Regions from separate parts of the Mus musculus genome. Here region 1 is linked to region 2. A link is a loop called in an ENCODE intact Hi-C map of the cell type or tissue named here. Cell type or tissue: heart. All regions are shown on one strand. Each heading gives the region's core, and the rest is flanking DNA. Links, peaks and the distances in the headings are about the cores only. Region 1 holds the start of Gm40652 (a long non-coding RNA gene). Region 2 has its middle 9.6 kb from the start of Gm24285.

Region 1 (8,850 bases), core at 650-8,649, 66 kb before region 2:
TCTTAGTCTTCCATTCTTTAAGGAGTTCAGAATGACTGTGATCCCCTGCCCAGAAAATTACATTCAGCTTTTGCCTTCCCTTCTTGTGTTTTGGGCAATTGCATGGCCATGAGCTACTATCTTATGCATTTCATTCCATACTGGGACACTGGAAATATCTCTCTCACCCTACTCAAATGAAAATGTGCTGGCCATGTACTACTTGAACTTAACATAGCCTCAATTCCCCCACTGTGGAGGACAAGAAAAGATTGGAACCAGTTTCCTGGTGACCGGAATCAGGGTGATCCGGTTTCAGACACCAAAGATTTGATATGGGCTACAGCCTCATGACCAAACAATTAATACTGCTGTCAGCATACCCTCTATTTACCCTCTAAAAAGGCTTGATGAATGTGTCACATTATGCCTGACTTGTAAATGTGCATGAGACAAATTCTATGCAGGCTGATGGTCTATCTTTAGAGCTAGCTGGAAGTCTTGGCTCTTCTCCTGCAGCTGTGTGAAATGCTTCAGTGTCTCTGACAATTCCCATGAACTCTACTTAACACAGACACCTCAAGATATATTCTTGGACTCTAGATTGAAAATATCTCTCAAGTCAAGCATCTGTACCCCCAATTTATTTTCTTCCATTTTTAATTTCAGGATTCATTATTACAAGAGACAGTATTTATTGATCACCATCTTAAACATTTAAAGTGATTAAATGATTCAATCACAACACAATAGGTACTTGTATGATTCCCATTCTAATGGTAAGGAAACTGAGTCACGAGGAGAGTAACCTGCTGACTGGTACCTGGTGAAGGCAAGGTTTCAGAGCAGCAATATGAACTCCTGAAGTCTTGCTACTAGAGCTAATAATAACTACAGAGCCCTTACACAGTATATTCTGCTAAAATAAACATGAAGAGGAAGTCATATTAGCTAATATAATTCTATAACTACACTTTCCTGTTTCAGAATCAGAGTAAAGACATCTAAGCTTGTTGCATTTCTATGGTATAAAATAATTTGTCTTACATTTCAAAATTACATTTTTTTAACTCGACTTAGAACAATCTCATATTAAGTCTAGTTCACTGGTTTATATCAGTATTATGGTGATTTTTTAACCTTTCCCACAGTATTCTTGCTTTCTTCTATATCAGAAATCAACATAGCCTCTTAGTGAAACAAAAAAATCAAAACTAGGATCTTAGAATGCTACCACTTAGATGAAAGTGTCTTAAAGCTCATGACTATGGCCTCACATGCCTTATGAGCTCTTCAGTCCAAGAATTCAATGATGTGAAATGTGAAATAGGAAATGTCTTAGAAAGTAGTATGATCCAACCCTTTATTTTATTAATTTTAAGTGAACCTCTTCATGAGGCCTGAACCTCTTCATGGTTAAAAATTTATTAATTATAATAGTTGCAAGGATATTGCCCACAGAGTAGTAATCATAATGCCTAAAGCATACTAAATTCCACTTTGCCCACAGACATTTTAATGCTAAAAACAGCATCAATGCCTGCAGTACCAGAAAACAAGTTACTAATTGATAATCAAAAGAATCCAACTAATGTGTTTGCTGAGTGTGAACAGGAAAAGCTGTCACCTTCAGAAGTTTCAAAATAGTTTTCTTTCTTTAGAAAGTGTGTATCTTCTCAGGACAAGCGTCAAGGTTCTCACATGTCTCTGTGCATGTCATTGGTCACAGCTGAGTCAGAGCAGAAATGACTTTGAAACTATTGCAAATGACATTTTCTGTATTTGGCAACTGTGGCAATCTGGATGTCCTCGTCACATGAAAAGGCTGACAGAACAGTCATTTTAGAATTTGCCCAGCAAAGCTATAGAACGTAGGTGAGGTGACACCCCGGAAGATAAAATTCAGGGTCTGGGAACAGGGCTGTGCCTGTTATCGCTCACACAGACCATTCCTCCTGTCATCGAGATGTCAGCATTCTGTCTTTTGCTGTAAGGTGGTATGTTTTGGAGATACAAGTAAGAGAATATAATTTCCATCCACTTCAGGAAGCGATAAAGCGTGAACACCTAACCATGACATGCCAGTATTAAGCCAAACACAGACCAGATAAATTACATATAGTATTTTATCACTCACCTCTCAACATGCTAACAATATTTAACACATTTAACATCATCTTATCTCCATGAACTATTAAATTATTACTTAATTAATGCCAGAAATCAATGAATTTCTGCCATTAATTAATGCCAGAAAACTTGTTTAAAAGTAGAGTCTCTAAAACAAAGATGAACATAAGCCTCTGATAGCTAGAAAAAATATACAAGCACCATCAAATACAAAAAAAAATAATAATACTTCTCTTGGCAATACCTTGGGGACCAAAGTCCCTACTTGTCTATTCTTTACAGACGAGGAAGGTGAGACAGGAAAAGTGATGTCACATGTATTTTCTAAGAGTACTTAATTTAAAAACCCTAAAAATTTAAACATGTTGATTTTTTCTTTTCTCTGTCAAGATGAAAAATGTATAAGATCTCACCTGTTTTTACCCAAAGAGTTTTGATTGCATGAGATAAGTATTTATTAATAAAACTCTGTGGTTGTCCCAGAAGGAGCCACATGAAAGGATCCAAGGCATTGCTTCTCGACAGTAGGTCACAATCCCATTGGAGGTAAAATGACCCTTTCACAGGGGTCACATACTAGATATACTGCATATCAGATATTTACAATTCAAAACAGTAGCAGAATTACAGTTATGAAGTAGCAATGCAAATGATTTTATGGTTGGGGGTCACCACTGCATGAGGAGGCTGTATTAAAGGGTTGCAGCTCTGGAAGACTGAGACCCCATTGTTCTAAGGCAAGAAAGATTTTCAACTAACAAAAGTGATCCTACCTGTTCTAAAGAAATACTTCCTGTCAGAAAATGACTAACAAACCTGTATGTCTCTTCTTCTATATATGTTCCAACTAGAAATACTCCCAACAAAAACATAGGCGTTAACAATGCTTAGTAGGAAAATAAATTATTTTGACATTGGAAGTGTTGGACCTCCGACATTTGCATGCTGTTCGCCGTGCAATATGGTGCTTAGCCCACTTCTGCTCACTTTTCAAAGGTACTTAAGTGAGCGAGAGGACCCTCAGCAGCGAAGAGCACTTGCTAAGTATCTCAGTTTGTTTTACAGAACCTATGCTCAGTGGCTTACAACCACCTGTAACTCGAGCTGCAAGGTATCCTCTGGCCTCTGTGGGTACCTGTCCTCATGTGCACATAACACAGAAATAAAAGAATAAATAAATAGGATCCATCCCATAATCAGCTTCCAAACGCTGACACCATTGCATACACTAGCAAGACTTTGCTGAAAGGACCCAAAAAGAGCTGTCTCTTGTGAGACTATGCCAGAGCCTAGCAAACACAGAAGTGGATGCTCACAGTCAGCTATTGGATGGACCACAGGGCTCCCAATGGAGGAGCTAGAGAAAGTACCCAAGGAGCTAAAGGGATCTGCAATCCTATAGGTAGAACAACGATATGAACTAACCAGTACCCCCCTGGAGCTCGTGTCCCTAGCTGCATGTGAATCAGAAGGTGGCCTAGTCGGCCATCAGTGGAAAGAGAGGCCCATTAGTCGTGCAAACTTTATATGCCTCAGTACAGGGGAACTACAGGACCAAAACGTGGGAATGGGTGGGTGGGGGAGTGAGTGGGGGAGCATGTGGGGGACTTTTGGGATAGCATTGGAAATGTAAATGAAATAAATAACCAATTTAAAAAAAGAAAAAGAAAAGAAAAATAAGTTATGTAACATTTCTTAATATGTAACTGTCTTAGCTATTTTGGTTGTCAACTAGACTACATTGGAAATTAACTAAAACCCCCAAATGGCTGAGCATACCTGTGAGGGAATTTTTTGCTTACTTAAATCATTTGAAATGGGAAGAAATATCTTTAGTCTGGATCTTTTGGAAGGGAAGAGCCATCACTAATCTGAATCACAGCTGCTGTCGGAAGCCTATATACAGACATGAAAGAAGGAAGCAGTTGCTCTTGCCTGCTTGCTCTCACTTCACTGGCAAGTCTGTTACTTCACTAGAATTAGAGCTTGCTTCTTCAGGATTCCAGGGTATTTTGATGAGCAGCTGAGATGACTGGTGTCACGGACTGTACAACTACTGGATGTTTGGACTTCATGTTCATAGGCAGTCATTTTTGGATTAGCTGGACCACAGTCTGTAAGTAATTCTAATAAATCTCCATATATATATATATATTTTTTTTTACAAGCTTTATTACTCTAGAGAACCATGACTAATATAATAACAAAGGCCATCAAAATCATGTTGAGGTCTTGAACTAAAATTTTTATTAAGGACTAACAACACCAACCACACATTTAAATAGCACATAAGTAACTATTGCATAAAATTTTGTTAAAGCATTTTAAGTAGCAAAATTGGAATAGAAAAAGATTAAATTTTAAATAGCACAAATGGATCAGGTGAAATAGTTCGGTGACTTACAAGTGTTTACCCTCAATCCTTTTGACCTGAGTTTGATACTTAGGACCCAAAAATAGAAGAGGAGACTCATCTTCTGAAAACTGCCCTCTGACTCGCACATATACTATGGCATATGTAGGCCACACACATACACATACATATATGAACACAAAAATAAAATTTAAACATACAAGTATGGTAAATAATTACAATAGATAAAACATATCTTATCCCTCAAATACAGACATAAGTAAATATTTTCTATCTTTTATTCATCTGTCTATATACCCATCAAATGTTTAGTGTTTATGCTCTATGAATCTGTTATTTTGTTTGGTTTTTTTCTTTTAGTAATAGACCAATGAATTTAAAATTCTCTCTAGGAGGCATGTTGGCACATTTTTTTAATACTTGCAAAAGGTGTTTATATATATATATATATATATATATATATATATATATATATATATATATATATATACTGCCACCTACTTCAGACTGGGCAGTGAACACTCAAATGAGATTTTGACACATGAGAGTCTATGTTAGATGATAAAGACCTATTGTAAATGATGTTGTCTCTAGAATATGTACCTTGGGAAGAAAAAGAGAAGGAGGAGAAAGGGAAGGAGAATGAGGGGGACATGAGAAAGAAGAAGAAGGAAGGATGGTGAATAATAAAGGACAGGAAGAGATGAGAAAATTTTTCTAATTTTGTGTGTGAAAGTTTTTTGAACCACCTTTCTTGAAAACACTTATTCTCATTCTTGCCTCTCTCTGTAATAGAGAAATACTTCTCTATTACATCTAGATTTCCCACAGGTTGATCATCATCACAGTGTTTTTGTATAATGAGCAATAAAAATGTAATTATACTAGGTAATTGGTAAATGTGTAAAAAACAAATCCATGGCACAAATTAAATACGAGACTTTAACTTTCTCTGTTATCTATATAAAGCCAAACACACCAAGGAAAAAAACTTTTTAAAAGATAGTGTCACATACTTTGTTGGGTACAACAATCAAACCATCAAAAATGTGAGCTCTTAGCAGTTACAGAAAAACATTACTTGCAAAACTAATTTCACAGCAGTAATATAAATTGTTGTAACATTGCATTATCTTTCCAAGATAGCTTTAAAGGAATACTATCTTTGATCACAGAGGAAATCTGATATAGACATAATTGACTTTTTTTCAATTTTTTCAAATAGATACTTTCTTTTTAAATTTTTAAAAAATATTTTTATTAGGTATTTTCCTCATTTACATTTCCAATGCTATTCCAAAAGTCCCCCATACCCTCCCCACCACTCCCCTACCAACCCACTCCCACTTTTTGGCCCTGGCATTCCCCTGTACTGGGACATATAAAGTTTGCAAGTCCAATGGCCTCTCTTTCCAGGGATGGCCTACTAGGCCATATTTTGATACATATGCAGCTAGAGACACGAGCTCCAGGGGGGTACTGGTTAGTTCATAATGTTGTTCCACCTATAGGGTTGCAGTTCCCTTTAGCTCATTGAGTACTTTCTCTAGCTCCTCCATTGGGGGCCCTGTGGTCCATCCAATAGCTGACTGTGAGCATCCACTTCTGTGTTTGCTAGGCCCCGGCATAGTCTCACAAGAGAGAGCTATATCTGGGTCCTTTCAGCAAAATCTTGCTAGTGTGTGCAATGGTGTCAGCGTTTGGAAGTTGATTATGGGATGGATCCCTGGATATGGCAGTCTCTAGATGGTCCATCCTTTCTTCACAGCTCCAAATTTTGTCTCTGTAACTCCTTCCATGGGTGTTTTGTTCCCAATTCTGAGAAGGGGCAAAGTGTCCACACTTTGGTCTTTGTTCTTCTTGAGTTTCATGCGTTTAGCAAATTGTATCTTATATCTTGGGTATCCTAAGTTTCTAGGCTAATATCCACTTATCAGTGAGTGCATATTGTGTGAGTTCCTTTGTGATTGGGTTACCTCACTCAGGATGATGCCCTCTAGGTCCACCCATTTGCCTAGGAATTTCATAAATTCGTTCTTTTTAATAGCTGAGTAGCACTCCATTGTGTAAATGTACCACATTTTCTGTATCCATTCCTCTGTTGAGGGGCATCTGGGTTCTTTCCAGCTTCTGACTATTATAAATAAGGCTGCTATGAACATAGTGGAGCATGTGTCCTTCTTACCGGTTGGGACATCTTCTGGATATATGCCCAAGAGAAGTATTGCGGGATCCTCTGGTAGTACTATGTCCAATTTTCTGAGGAACTGCCAGACTGATTTCCAGAGTGGTTGTACAAGCTTGCAATCCCACCAGCAATGGAGGAGTGTTCCTCTTCCTCCACATCCTCACCAGCATCTGCTGTCACCTGAATTTTTGATCTTTTCTTAAAGATAATACTAGTATATGTGTGACAATGGGTTCCATGTTGACAGTTTCATACAATGATTATTGGATCATAGGTCATGCCTTTTGCCATCTCTTCTCCATTATTCCTCCCCTCATCGTCTCCCACTTCTCACAAAGCCCCTGCAAGATATCTTTGTCAAATATCAATCACTCTTATTTTTATTCAAAGCCTTGTGCTCTGAACTGAGCCTGAACCCCTAGGTAGATGAGAATGACTTTGAATTCCTAGTTTTGCTTCTATCTCTAAAATGTTGGAATAGCAGGCGTGCACTGCCATGGCCAATACTAAATTAGTAACTCAGCCCTGGCATTTACTAAATTGGTGATGTTAGGAGCTGTATCTGTTACTTTCATTGTTTTGATGAAATATCTGACAGGATCTAAGTTTTAAAGGATTTCTTTTGGCTCATGGTTTGAGATAGGATTCACCATGATTAGTAAGGCATGGTAGGTCCTGGCAGTGGGACCATGTGGGAGGTGGTTACATTGTTTCTAATTTCAGGAAGCTGATGATTATCAGGCATTGTCCATTTTCCTTTCATATACAGTTTGTGTACCCAGTGAAACTATATTAGGGCTAAGCACAGGAATTCTGGAGGCAGGGTGCTTGAATTCCTACCTTGGCATATCTGTACATGAATTTTGAATATAATTTTTTCTATTAGTGTTTGATCTTCCTGTAAATAAGGAGGGAATTACTGACACTATTGCTCTGCAAACACAGGAAGAAAATAAATACTAATATTTTACTGTGTGATTTACTCTAGTCTGTTCTATCAGTTTAAAAATGGGACAGTATTTATAGCAGTTTAAGAAGATTTTCATATAAAATGAATCAAAATAGTAATGGGATGTGGGGAAGGACATTGATATTTTATACCTGCTGCATCTTTTACATTCAGGCAAAAGCTACAGCAAGGGTAAATCTCAGCTCCCTCCTTAGAAACGTAATTACAACTGTGTTTAATCTTGCATTTCTATGTAAGAAAATAGGCTCAGAGATAACCTCCTTTATTTATCCAACCATCCCAGTACTAGTTATTGAAATTAAGACAAAAACACTAGTCCAAGGATCAGTGCCTATGTTCAAAATTTCATTTCAATAAAACCAAAACTTTTCTACTCTAGATCAGTGAGCAATCATTGTCTATAAATAACTACTAAATACAAATCTTCAATGTTATGAATTTACAGTTATTAAATAATGGCTAATAAATGTTCAAAAGATATCTACATATGAAAAACATAGGAAAGATAAAAGAATATCCCCTCTAATACAAGTCACTTAACAAACATGCTATGATTCCATGGCACTGTCTCAGGGCATCCATATTTGGAATATTAGGCCACTAAGTATTTCCTACAAGAGTATGAAGTGTTCTGTGGAAGTTTAGAATTACCATTGCTATCCACAAAATTTCTTTGTATTATTTTTCTAATAAAATTTAATTACCCAAATACAGCAGGTTCCCTAGAGCCCCCAGTTCTGGAGATTTTGTTGTTAGTTGCCATGTTTATCATCTTTAAGTTTAACAGCTGTGGAATTATGTAGTCACAATGCAAGATGCCAAAGTAATTTTAAGGAGACATTTGATAAACATGATTTATTGGCATCTTTATGTTGACTCTCCAAGCTGTGGGTAGATATAAGCTCTTGAAAGTTGCTTCGATTGGGCTGAATATCTAAGCTGTGATTCAAGTGGTTTCTTCCTATAATTCCCACTGAGAGACTAGTTTCCTGGCCCCTGTGCACTCCTGGCAGAAAATGACAGATACCAAAGGGAGTAATTTGGCTCAAAGACTTAGACATTTTATCCATATTTATTACTTTACATCCCATATCCAAACCTTCATTGACACTGTGCAATGAACCACATATTCTTAGTTTTACAGATCTTAGAAGGAAAGAAGCCAGGAATCTGATATTGGCACTCTCAGCACCACAGCCTTACTAAGGC
Region 2 (8,850 bases), core at 667-8,666:
CCATGGGTTCCTCCATGTGTATTCTTTGTTTAGTAGTTTAGTCCTTGGGATCTCTAGGGGGGTCTGGTTGGTTAATATTGTTGTTCTTCCTATGGGGTTGCAAACCCCTCCAACTCCTTCAGTCCTTTCCCTAACTCTTCCATTTGGGGTCCCTGTGCTTAATCTGATGTTTAGCTACAAGCATCCACATCTGTATTGGTCAGGCTCTGGCATAAACCTCTCAGAAGACAGTTATATCAGGCTCCTGTCAGCAAGTATTTAAAAATAGCATATGGATAACATTCTTAATTATTCCTAGGTTCTTGCATAGAATTTCTCTAAGGCTTAACTAGAAATAATCTTCATTTTACTTCATATCAAGAAAGAATGTTATAAAGTCATTATAATCTAAACCAAGTAATTCTATTATAATTACACAAAAACCACACAACCTAGTCAGTGTTCTACCTAACCTTTATCATAAAGTGGCAAAAATTAGATCAAGAAGTGAAGCCTACCAAACTCATTTACTTACAATCAACCACTGGATAAATTAAACTGTTCAGTCAAAATTTACCATCTCATAAATCATAGTAAAATAGAAAAACCAAGGGGAATTGTAATTTAGGCTTTGGATGACTGAATCAAGGGGTTCAGGTCACCTGAGCTATTGATTAAAGTCTTAGCATAAAATATGGACGTTGTACAGTGGGCAAGGCCAATCTTAATAACAACCAGAAAGGATGGTAGAGCAGGAGGGACAGCTGCAACATAAGATGATTTGACGAGATCCACCATGTTTGGATGAGGAAGGGCTATGATTCTCAATAGCCAGGGGCTCCAGATCAGACACCTTACACAGATAAAAGTGACTAAGAAGACAGAAGTTCAACACTTAGAATTTAGAGATAAGTCTTAAGCAATGAGGAACGAGATTCAGAGAAGACATAGAAAACCAAACTATCAATTCCATCTTATTTTAAGATTTAATGGACTGATTCCACACAGAAGGACCCTTCAGTCCAATGACTGAGAAGATGGGAGCCAACAAGAACATGGTATCTAGCTTGCTGTTCATTGTAAAGGCAGGGCTTTGTGTATAAATGTTGACTTTAAATAGCATTAAGACAAGGCATGCCTAGTTCCTTATGAAGTAGTATACATAACAACGCCTAAATGATTTAATCTAAAGTATCTATTACAGAAGAAAGAAATAATGTAGTAATTTTGTCTTTCTCACATTCCACTGATTTCATTTTCATAACGAATGCTTCTTCACTAACATCAATAAATAAAATATCAAATGGAGAAGTAACATTTAAAGTCTAATATGGTACAGGTAATAAGAAAGGCTATAATTAAAAAAGAATCCACTTTTCTTTTAGAAAATCCTTCCACATTAATTTTTGTTAAATGAATAAAAATGATTTTCACACACATGCTCAAGACACTGAAGCAACTAAGACCTATGCTTTCCTAGTCCTCTACATCAAAGCCAAATGCAAAGAAAGCTGGGTGTAGACTATATTTGAACATGACACACAGATTTAGGATTATAAATTTATAATACGGACACTCATAATGGTTTGGTTAAGCAAGCATCCGTGACAAAAAGCAAAATTTTCTATCCTTTTCTGTCCTCAAAAGATACTGTTACAATCTAAAGTGTTAACCTTCTCTAACCCTGAGAACATGGCTATAATAAAAGAAAATGATACATTCTCAGCTCTAGATAGTATTTCACAATACAAGTAAAAAATCATAAATGAAGCAGTAACCTCTTGGAAGAACTCTTAGGCCACAAGTGTGGTTTCTTTTTCAAAATATGTAATTGTACATTATAAAACAAAATTATCTGTCTCAGAGTTGGAATAAATGTTGAAGCATTTTTAATTTACTCACCTACAAAATAACAGAAATACTATCAGTCAAATTATGGGATGTGAAAACAAAACCTTAGCAGAGAGTAGGTGCATGTTTCCCCAGAGCCTTGATTAGTTTTATTCTTTAAAAGCTTTCATTCATGTGTTGAAGACAGGCTCCTAATCCAATGGATCACAATGCTGGTCATTAAAGATGTTCACAACACTGGTCACTGCAGGAGGTCACACAGGCTCAGATCTTCACCAGAAAATTCCTTTACTGAGTGTTGATTCTCAAAGGTGTTAGCCAGTAAGCACTACAACATAATACATAATGTGTCTATTAGGTATTGGAAGAAAAATTCAGAGAGCTTATCCAAATCCAAATAACATTATGGGGATGGATTTGTTTTTGAAAAAAGTCTTGTTTATTCCCCAACAATCCTAGAGCATAGCAAAGTAATGTTTTGTTCACTTTAACTGGAAGTCTCTGCTCTGTTTTCACCAGTCCTGTATCGTCTAGCAACATCATCTGAGGCATACGTCTCTGTTAGTTATTAAAACTGAAACCTGCAAAGCAGTTGTAGAACTTTCAACATTCATCAATCTTTAAATTTAATAAACTTTCTAGGCTCCTTCTCCATGGCTAGAATAACAATTCATGATTGAAATGCAATAAATGAGGTGTGAATAGCAACACTGTGTCTGGTGAATAGCAAAGACCAACACAGAAGAGATCGGGAGAATGTGCAGGGGAGTTTCTGAGAAGCCCAATCCTACTGATCAGAATTAATACTTTCCACCTACCCACAAAGTCATCCCTGCCGACATGGCCCACACATTTACAGCATGGAATCTTGATGGATATGAATCTCAATCTCTTGCTGTGTGATTCTATCTACCCTGTGGCTATGTGGTATGAGGAAGGCTAACTGTTCTGCTTGGTCCTCACAAATCACACTGCAAATATTATTACCAGTCTTTCTATGGTAACACACACACTGGAATTCAAAATGACTCTCACCCACATTCTTATTTCTTCACATGTAGCACTCAGACTAGCAAGAAATGGTTCTAGAAATGAAACAAGCAATTATCCAACACACAGAAATAACCACGTTGGTGTCATTTCTACTTTAAACTGTAACAGTTGGAAGGAATTGTCTGCTAAGCTTCTGATTAAATCCGGATCATCTTTCTACCTTAACCCTCTCTGAAAGGTCCTCACAGACATACCCGCAAGCATGCTCATTGTCAATCTAGTCAAATTACCTATAAAGATCACCTATCAAAGTCTTGTTTCAAATTCCATCAGGACTGACACTGCTGAGAGTCTGTTTAGTCCTTGCATTTGAATATAAAGCTAAATCTTACAGGTAAAACATATACTATCACCTATCTGTGTATACTTTAAAATATATAGGTATTCATTCATACATTGGACATGGTATAATAACCAGATTGAGTTATTACGGTACCCAAGGACCAGTAAATCTATGACTACATGTAGGATTTTAGATTTCAAGTGCATTAAAAGCTTGGTCTCCAGCCATCAACACTATCAGGAGACAGAAATGACCTTAGGACACTGATTCTTTCGGAAGAAAGTTACATTATCATTACTAGAGATGTGCTTTAATGGGAATGCCATATACTGACTCTCTTCTCTCTTCTTTGCTTCCAGGATGTCATGATGTAAGCATATTTATTGTCCCAAATGTTGCCCACCATGATTTATTGCTTTTAGACAGACTCCAAAGCAACAGAGCCAGATAAACCAGTCCTCTTTTTAAGATATTTCTCTCAGGTGTTTTCTCACAGATGTGAGAACTGATTAGCTCATGAAAGATGATATGATTTTACCACTTTAAACATGTGGAAACTTTGTATGATGACTAACTTGTTGAATGTTCTTTGAATAAGTGGTAGAGCCACAAATGAGATCTAGGAAGCCAAATTTAAGGGCCACAAGCACAAGAGTTTAATAAGTACCTAACTCTGAGTGGATTAGCCCTATATTCTACACAAGTCAAGAAACAGGTCATTATAGATAGTTAGATAGGTAGATAGATAGATAGATAGATAGATAGATAGATAGTGATGTATATTTAAAATAGATTATTATTCTCTCTTAACCCTTTCTGAAAACCCCTCGTAGACATACCTAGATGTATGCCACAATTGATGAGTTCATTCTAAATCCAGTCAAATAGCAGTGATTATCACCTATCACAGCCTTGATTCAAATTCCATCATAAGTCATGATGTTGTTAGTTTACTTATCTTCCCATTAGAATATAAAAATTAAATGTCACAGGCAAAAGACATACTATCCCACACCTTTGTATTATCTATAAAATTACAGTTATTCATTCATACATAGGACATTGTATCATAACCAGATTGAACTTTTGCATGGTTAAAATTAAGTAAATACACACATGTATTTCAGTGTGTCAAACTTTTTAGTAGGTGCTTACCTGTAGCATCTTGTGAATCACCTATATGTTCATAATTCATGGTCACTATTAATATTTAAAACAAGTGATTTCAACTAACTTTAATGTTAGATGACATAAAATACCATGAAGACAATATGGAGTACTTTGGTGGAGTTGCTGGAAAAATAGCAGAAAAGAAGAAGTTGAGGGGGAAATGGGAAGGGCTGTGTTCTTACAAATGTGTATTCCAAAACAAATTTCTACTTGGAAGTAGCCACATGCTTTGTTTCAGATGGCAACAGCACCCCCTGGTGAAGAGCAAGCATAGTTTACAACTTTCTCCAGAACAATATAGATGATATGCTCCATGGGCAAAGAGGTATAATTAGGAGTAGATAGCTCAGTGTGTTCCACGCAGCACTGATTATAGGTAGCATCTCTATACTGTACATTGAAAAAGGCCATAAGGAAGGATCTTGGATGTCTTGACCATAAATATATAGGTGACAAAGCTATATGATCATTTTCAAATAAGATTAATATAAATTTAAGGATAAAGGTAAATATTAAAAGCAGCCTTATCAGTTTGTTGCTTGAACTAGCATTTGCTCACACTGATCTTACTTCATTTTAGAAACTAATTCTAGAACCCTGGAGGCCTACTGTCACCCAGAGCAAATGGTTGAGATCCACAAGCACCAAGCCCATATGTGCTGGATCCTCATTAAAGCCCAGCAGCCATAAAGTTTGCTCTTTCCCCTTTGTGCTATATTTTCCAGTCCATACCTCTAACCACATCCCAGAGGCTTGTAGCAATCAGGAACCACCAGGTGAGAACCCTATATCCCAATTCCCTGCCAGCTGGACCCTCTGGACAAACTCAGCAGTGGCAAACTCTGCCCTGTTCCTTCTGCACTCTATTTCCTGGGCCATGGCTCCACCTGCATCACTGGAGGCTTGCTGCTGCCCAAGGATAACAGATAAGGTCCTCAAGCACCTTCTGGTCCTTCTGGCCTCTGCCTACTGGGTCATCTGGCAAGGCCAGAAGTCTTGAGGTCTGCTCTGTCACCTCTGTGCTCCATCTTCTGGTCCACACCTGAACCTGCAATCCAGGGTGCTTGAAACCATCTGGGGCCACCAACACTACCTGCATCCCTGTGGGCCCTCCCCTATCCCAAACAATCTGCAGTCTGAAACCATCAGGTACCACCAACTCTGTCCACATACCTGAAAGTCTGCTGACACCAGAACAGTCAACTCAACTTGAAATCCCAGAGGCCTGCTATCACTAGGGACTGTTAGCTCTACTTGCAGCCCCAGAGACTTGCTCCTATCAAGGACTGCCAGGCCTGACAACATTAGAAATAGATGGCTCCAGGACAACATAAGAACACAATCAACAAAAGTCAGGGCAATGTGGCATTCTTAGACCCCAACTATTTTACGACAGTAAGCCCTTGATATCCTAAAAGATCTGAATTGTGAGAAAATAACCTTAAATCTAATATATAAAGTTGATAGAGGCCTTTACAGTGGAAATGAATGAATCTCTTAAATAAATACAGGAAAATACAATCAAACAGGTTAGAGAATAAATAAAACTGTCTAACACTTGAAAAATGAAAATAGAAGCAATAGAGGAAACACAAACTGAGGCATTCTGAAGGTGGAAAGCCTATGAAAGAGAACAGGAAACACAGATAGAAGCATCACCAGCAAAATACAAGAGATGAAAGAGAGAATCTTGGGCATAGGAAATATGATAGAAGAAATTGATATATCAGTCAAAGAAAATGCTAAAGCTAAAACAATTCTAACACAAAACATCCAGGAAAGTTAGGACACTATGAGAAAACCAACCCTAAGAATAATAGTAATAGAAGAAGAAAAAGACTTCCTACTCAAAGGCCCAAGAAGTATCTTCAACAAAACCGAAGAAAATTTTCCTAACCTAAAGAAAGATGCCTATAAACATACAAGGTTTCAGAACATCAAATAGAAAATCCTCCTACCACATAATAATCAAAACAATAAATGAACAAAACAAAACAAAAAAAGAATATTAAAAACTTTCAAGGGACAAAAGCCAAGTAACATATAAGGGCAGGCCCATTAGAATTATACCAGACTTCTCAACAGAGACTTTAAACACCAGAAAGACCTGGGCACATGTCTCACAGTTTCTAAGAAATCAGATATGCTCGCCCAGTCTACTATACTCAGCAAAACTTTGAATTACCATAGACAGAGAAAACAATAAATTACACGACAAAACCAAAAATAAAAAATTTCTTCTCATTAATCCAGACCTATACATTATATGAGAAGGAAAACTCCAATACAAGAAAGGTAACTACACTCAAGAAAACACAAGAAATAAACAATTCCACAGCAGCAAACCCAAAAGAATAGAAACATACACACTGTACCACTACCAACATCAAAATAACAGAAATTAAATAAAAGGCACAAGCTAACAGAGTGAATGCATAAACAGGACCCATCATTCTGCTGCAAATAAGAAACATACCCTGGCAACAAAGATAGACATTACCTCAGAGTACAGGGTAGGAAAAGGTTTTCCAAGGAAACAGACCCAAGACAAGCTGGAGTAGCCATTCTAATATCTCACAAAATAGATTGTCAAACAAAAGTAATCATAAGAGATGGGGAAAGACACTTCATACACATCAAAGAAAAATCCAAGAGGACATCTCAATTCTGAACATCTATGTTCCAAATGCAAGAGAACCCACATCCATAAAAGAGGGTACACATTACTAAAGCTAAACACACACTGAACCCCAAACATAAATAGTGTGGGACCTCAACACCCAATCTCACCAATAAACAGGTCATTGAGACAGAAACTACACAGACAAATAAATAAATTAACTCACATTATGAATCAAATGGACCTAACATACATCTACAGAACATTCCACTCAAATACAAAAGATCAAGTACGCTTCATCCCAGGGATGCAGAGATGGTTCAATATATGAAAATCCGTCAACACAATCCACCATATAAACAAACTGAAAGAATAAAACCACATGATCATCTCATTAGATGATGTAAAAGCCTTTGTGAAATCCAACACCCCTTCATGGTAAAAGCCTTGGAGCGATCAATGATACCATACATATACTTAAATACAATACAAACAATATACAGCAAGCCAATAGCCAGCATTAAATTAGTGGAGAGAAACTTAAAGCAATTCCATTAAAATCAAAGACAAGAGATGTCTGTGCACACTCTCCCTGTCTATTTAATCCAGTACTTGAAGTCCTACCTAGAGCAATAAAAAATTAAAGAGGATAAAGGGGATACTAATTGGAAAGAAAGAAGTCAAAGTATCGCTATTTGCATATAATATAATAGTATACATAACTGACCCCAAAAATTTCTACCAGGGAACTATTACAGCTGATAAACATCTTCAACATTCCAGCTAGATACAAAATTAACTCAAAGAAATAATTAGCCTTCCTTTATACAATGATAAATGAGATGAGTAATTATACATATTATATATCTTGGTGTAATCCTAAACAAGTGAACGAAGTTCTATATGACAAGAACTTCAAGTCCCTGAAGAAAGAAATTGAAGAAGATATTAGAAGATGGAAAGATCGCATATGCTCATAGATTGGTAGGATTAACATAATAAAAATGGACATCTTACTAAAAGCAACCTACAGATTCAATGCAATTCCCATCAAAATTTCAACACAATCCTTTACAGACATTGCAAAAACAATTCTCAACTTCATATGGAAAAACAAAAATCTCAGGATAGATAACACAATCCTGTACAATAACAGAACTTCTGGAGGTATCACCATCCCTGACTTCAAGCTGTACTATCGAGCAATAGTAATAAAACTACATGTATTGGTATAGAAACAGATAGGTTGGTCAGCAAAATCAAATTGAAGATCCAGAAATAAATCCACATTTCTATGGACACTTGATTTTGACAAAGAAGACAAAACTATTCAATGGAAAAAGGAAAGCATCTTCAACAAATGTTGCTGTTCTAACTGGATGTCTGCATGTTGAAGAAAACAGATCCATATTTATCACCCTACACAAAACTCAAGTCCTTGTAGATTAAAGACTTCAATGTAAAACCAGATTCATTAAACCTAATAGAAGAGAAAGTGGCAAATAGCCTTGACATTTTTTTTTTTTTTTTTTTTCTTTTTGCAGATTTTATTTGGATGAGATCAGAAATTGGGGATTCCTCTTCCATGACATTTTTTAAGAGAACATCCACAGCTAAAGCACTAAGATCAACAATTAATAAATGAGACCTCGTGAAACTCGAAAGTTTCTTTAAGGCAAAGGACACTATCAATAGGACAAAAAAATAGCCTATAGAATTAAAAAAAAATCTTCAAGTCTACATCTGTCAGAGGGTGTGGTGGTTTGAATATCCTTGGCCCAGGGAGTGGCACTATTAGGAAGGATGCCCTTGTTGGAAGAAGTATGCCACTATGGGGTGAGATTGGTTACCCTCTTCCTAGCTGTCCCTGAGACAGTCTTCTCTTATTTTCCTT

Evidence for each region. A loop is a pair of places that touch in the nucleus more often than their neighbours do. Peaks named below come from ENCODE experiments on the same cell type or tissue, not always from the same donor. Only the 100,000 strongest peaks of a DNase experiment are listed, where the experiment ranks them.
Region 1: a loop joins it to region 2, with 5 times the contacts of the local background. A loop is called at or near these places in 2 of 42 quality-filtered maps.

What each region holds. Positions count from the first base shown.
Region 1 is chr10:57,113,186-57,122,035 of GRCm38, forward strand. It overlaps Gm40652 (a long non-coding RNA gene), which reads left to right and starts at 4,037. Exons shown (of 4, transcript XR_871657.2): 1 at 4,037-4,225. In heart, for the core only: no CTCF peak of the experiment used is centred there; a DNase peak (open chromatin) is centred at 1,786; H3K27ac peaks cover 803 bases.
Region 2 is chr10:57,179,183-57,188,032 of GRCm38, forward strand. No RefSeq gene overlaps it. Among named protein-coding and RNA genes, the nearest start is that of Gm24285, 9.6 kb to the left of the region's middle. In heart, for the core only: a CTCF peak has its summit at 4,592 (motif pointing left); no DNase peak of the experiment used is centred there.